2 separate regions of the Homo sapiens genome follow, and region 2 is linked to region 1. Evidence: read pairs that join two places in POLR2A ChIA-PET (ENCODE). Cell type or tissue: A673. All regions are shown on one strand. Region 1 overlaps MFAP3 (microfibril associated protein 3). Region 2 has its middle 26 kb from the start of GALNT10.

Region 1 (2,500 bases):
AACTGCTCTGTAAACTACTTTCCATGAGTAAATTGGTCCTTGGTGGGGGTGTATCATATTTTTAACTTACTGAGATATCATTTTAGTTCATTGAGGTTGGCAGGGATTGCCTAACTGATCTTCCAAAGTGAGCAGTTTATTTCTAAGGTATAACGTCTTTGATGCTTTTAGAATAAGAACAGTGTCAAATCATCTGTCTTCTGGAAAATCATGGATTTTCATATTTCTGTTAACAGAATTTCTCAGGCTTTCCCTTTTTAAAAGTATTGGACTCTACAAATAGGTTCTATATTTGGGATCTCATCCTAGGAGAAAACCCAAAACTGGATTCCTCTTAAGACCTCTGTCAACCCTCCTGCCCTTTGTGGTCTTAGGTATGGTGCTATAGGTTGCATGCGTCTTTATCTTGTTTGTTTGGTTAATATTTTGTTGTTGAGGTTTTTATTTTTGTTTACTTCAGATACATAATTCTGAGCTATGGCTGCTTTTGTAGCCTTTCCAAGAAGCACTAACCTGAAATAAGATTAGATAATTGTGAGGGTGTGTTACTATATTAAAATACACACACAACTGATCTAGACATCAAGAGGAAGAAAAATGATGGATGATGCCACCTGCTTCAACTGTATATAATAAACACTTATGATGACATTTCTTGCCTGGCTGAGATCTGATATAATGGAATTGTAAATACTCTTCAGAACAATTTCTTCAGCTACAGGAAGCGTGGTGCCATATAATTTTAAGAACTTGGCAGTGGAGCTCCATTTGGGGCTTCACGTTTCTTCATATGACTTCTGATTATTGAAGCATTACTTCAGCTAGAGGCTCCTGAGGGAAATGTTCAGAGGAGGTTTTATCAGGATTTTAATTTAAGGTTTCAAACAGGGGAAGACAGGAAATTCAAAGCGTGACGGGATAAAACTCATGCCTCCCTTTGTCCAGGCTTATCAGAAGTAATACATCTGCTCTGAATAGCATGAATGAATCAATGTGCAGTTTTATCAGATGGCATCATGGATAAAGATGATAATGCTGCCTTTTCTGTCTCTCAGGCTGTTTCCATGGAAACCTCTAGAGCCAAATAAAAGCTAACCAATCATTTAGCCAAAGCTTGCCTTGGCTCATAGACTGGTATTTCTTTAAGGAAAATTGTTTTTATATATTTGACTATAAGAGCAAAGGCTCTTGAACATATCCTAGATTATGGAACACTTTTTCCCTTCCCTTTTCTCTGGAAAAATTAAATTTTTTTTCTGTCCACTGAGACTGGAGTGCAGTGGCAAGATCATAGCTCACTGCAGCCTCCAACTCCTGGGGTCAAGCGATCGTCCTGCTTCAGCCTCCCAAGCAGCTAGGACTACAGGTGTGCACCACCTTTCCTGGCTAATTTTTTTTTATTTTTTGTAGAGATGGGGGTCTCACTTTGTTGCCCAGGCTGACCTTGTACTTGTGGCTTCAAATGATCCTCCTGCCTTACCTCCCAAAGTGTTGAGATTACAGGCATGAGCCACTGTGCCTGGCCAAAAAACATTTTAAATCCCTTGTCTGGGGGTCAGTCCTCTAAACATCCCTCAGATTTCAGATAGTACTTTCAACCCTGTCCTAACATAGCAGGTTTGCAGTAATCTTTTAGAATATAGCTTGTCAAATTAGAGAATGGTTTTACCCCACATGTTCTCATAGGAGACATTATTATTTAGAACCCTAAGGTAGACATGTTTAAAATCAAAGTCCTAAGAAACAGAACTTTGGAAAAATGGAGGAAATGTTTTTAAAGTCTGTAAGTTTGCACGATACTGTATAGTAACTAAATGCATGCTACTCCGTTGTATCCTAGTTATTTTAGAAACAGAGGTGGCCTAATTTGGTGGCCAAAGTAACTGGTTTACTTTGAGTGTACCAGCTTATGGTGCCATTGATGAGGAATTAAAGTAGGTCAAAATTTAATTGGAGTTGGTATTACTTCGTAAAGCTAGTTTTCAAGAGGAAGAAAACCACACTTACTAATGTTTTCTGTATCTAATCAAATACTCTTCATATATAATTAAGCCTCATGTTATCTTTTTTTTAAATCAACCTTTTGAACTTCAACTACAGTCTAAAAGTCTTGATGGTAACTATAGTGTAATTATCTTTTTGTCTCACTGGATTTTATAGTTAGTGGAAAATGCCTTTACAAAATGTATTTAAAATAGCTGTCATCTCATTTGTAAATTTTGTCGTGTATTGTGATATAGTGAACCTTATTGTCCTTATGAAATGGTAGCTTTGTGAAATACATTCACCAAAAATCAAAATTTGAACATCTTTATGATTCCTTACCAGCTGAAGCCAGATAGACAGGTATTAATTGAGCTGATGCCCCACTTGAGTTTATAGACTGTTTGATAACTGCCTGTCCTCCAAATTGTGTATGTATATGTTACGATGGTTTAATTCTTGAGTCAGGGCCAGCACGCATTTATATTTTCTACCAATTACCTTGATAGAAATATCT
Region 2 (2,500 bases), 110 kb after region 1:
AGCACAAACAGCTGTTGGAACTTGTTTGAAAAAACCTCCGGGAACAGATGCTCTGGCAGCCCTTCAGATTCTTCTTTCCTCTGCAATCTGAGATGGGTTGGGGAAGAAATTCATTCATTCATTAACCCATTAAACAAATATTTATTGAGCTCCTATTATGTGCCTATCACTGAAGTAGCTGTTGAGACTAGGTAAAACAGCCCTTACAGAGTTTATAGTCTAATGAGGGGAGGCAGATTAAATCTAATAATCACTAAAATATGTAATATCAAACAGTGATCAATACTATGAAAAAAATGATCCACAGGTCCACAGTGCTCTAATAATAATGGTTAATGTCTATTAAATGTTTATTATATACTTGACTCTATTCTAACCATTTCACATACATTTATTTTAACAAAGACTTCCAACATCCTATTTTACACATGATGAAACAGAGGAACAGAGTGGTTAAGCAACTTGCTTATGAGCACACAGCTTGTGGGTAGGGGAGCCAAGATTTGAACACAACATGGGGGTTGGGGGAGCAAGAGGAGGAAAGCCTTCCCTGAGCTCAGTTTCCTCCACATATGAATAGAATTTTCTTTTCCAAGATCATGTTGAGACTAGGAGGCAGAAACAGGACCAGGGTCTGGCCTTCTGAATCCCAAACTCATCTGGTTCTAAAGGCAAATAGGCTGGAGTATAAGCACTGGCTCTCCTGCTAAGCCCCGTGAGATTTTGTGGAAAAGTAAGTGGAGCATGGGGGTGGGGAGATGGTAGGATTAGAGACTTCCTGCTAAAATGGGTATGTGGGAGCTGGAGCACCCTAAGCTCCTGGAAGGAAGGACTGTGTTGTGTTCTCCATTGCGTCCCCACCACGTAACACAGCAGCACTTAGCAGGTGCTTGGTCTGTATTTATTGAAAAATGAATGAATGGATATGTTGAATTAAATGTAAGTGAATTAAGTGAAAAGGATGAAACAGATGGAAGCTTCATGTTTCTTCCAAGCTAGGGGTTTATGATTCCGGTAACTTCATTTCTTTCTCCTCTCACTAACACTAGCCAACAGTGCAGAGATATTCTGCCAGGTATCTGGATCTGTTTCTCTCTTTTCTTTTCAGTCTGCATATCCAAAATGTTTTCCTGCTGTTGCACAAAACTCCCTTTCAAAATTTTTTCAGTTTTTGCTGATTCAATTAAGAGCTTAGTTTGATCTCAAAACTTTACCCCTTCTTAAGTCCCTTTTGATAAAACAGTCCCCAGGGTACTTCTTTGAAGCCTCTTCATGAGTTTTGGAGCTGAGTAAAATGCCGACCACTTACAGGATAATTACATTGGAGCAGACACATTGTTCCTAGAATCTGTTTCCCAATCTGAGTAAACAGAGCCTGGTCCTTTTTATGTTGTAATAAGCACTACCTTCTTCATTTTCCTCTCATCTGGAGAGCTGCCTGTGAGTTATTTCATCTCTGGTCCAGGGAAGAGGAAAGGAATGGTTGAGAGAACATCTTCCACAGGAAATTTGGCTAGGAGGGGTCTTTTGGATGGGAGGGTGACATTTGGCGGATTCTGTCACATTCTCAATGATTCTCTTTAGAACAGTGTCTGGCATATAATTGTAATAATTATTATTACTATTATTGTTATTATTGACATGCAAAGCACCTTTACATTCATGCTTACATTTGATCACGTAAGGTAACATATTCAAAGATTCCAAAGATTAGGATGTAGACATATTTGCGGGACCATTATTTTGCCTACTACAAATTTTAAAATAGGTATTATTATTATCCCCGCCCTCCATCTTTTTTTTTTTTTTTTTTTTTTTTTTTTTTTTGAGCCGGAGCCTCTTTCTGTTGCCCAGGCTGGAATGCAGTGGTGCAATCTCTGCTGTCTGCAACCTCTGCCTCCCAGGTTCTAGTGATTCTCCTGCCTCAACCTCCCGAAGAGCTGGGATTACAGTCACATGCCACCACACACGGCTAATTTTTGTATTTTTAGTAGAGACAGGATTTCACCATGTTGGCCAGGCTGGTCTCAAACTCCTGACCTCAAGTGATCCACCCTCCTCAACCTCTCAAAGTGCTGGGATTACAAGTGTGAGCCACACTCCCAGCTATTATTATCTCTATTTTATAAAGAGAAAAGCTAAGGCTTAGAAAAGTTATAGCATCCCTTTTGACAACTAGTAAGAGCCAAAGCCTTGATTCATTACCAGGGGGTCTGATCCAGTGTCTATATTCATTGCGTTATTCTCCCCTCCAACCCAGTTATGGATTTTAGGTCACACAGACCTGGGCAAGTCACTTAACCACCCTGTGCCTCATTTTTGTCATCTGTAAAATGGAACTAGTAATTTTATGCTTATGAACATTTGAGGTTACGCATGTGGTGTTCTTAGCACTGTGTCTGGCTCATGGGAGGTGCTCAACAGATGGCCACCATTCTTAAAAGTGTCATTTGAAGAGCAAAAATGGCAGGTGCCTAAAGAGATAGATTCAATGCCCTTA

The links. ChIA-PET counts read pairs that join two places held together with the same protein. Peaks named below come from ENCODE experiments on the same cell type or tissue, not always from the same donor. Only the 100,000 strongest peaks of a DNase experiment are listed, where the experiment ranks them.
Region 2: POLR2A ChIA-PET joins it to region 1 with 7 read pairs; 4 of 35 experiments call an interaction of 5 or more read pairs at or near these places.

What each region holds. Positions count from the first base shown.
Region 1 is chr5:154,054,383-154,056,882 of GRCh38, forward strand. It overlaps MFAP3 (microfibril associated protein 3), which reads left to right. Exons shown (of 3, transcript NM_005927.5): 3 at 1-2,500. Among named protein-coding and RNA genes, the nearest start is that of MFAP3, 17 kb to the left of the region's middle. In A673, no CTCF peak of the experiment used is centred here; a DNase peak (open chromatin) is centred at 1,019.
Region 2 is chr5:154,163,058-154,165,557 of GRCh38, forward strand. No RefSeq gene overlaps it. Among named protein-coding and RNA genes, the nearest start is that of GALNT10, 26 kb to the right of the region's middle. In A673, no CTCF peak of the experiment used is centred here; a DNase peak (open chromatin) is centred at 1,264.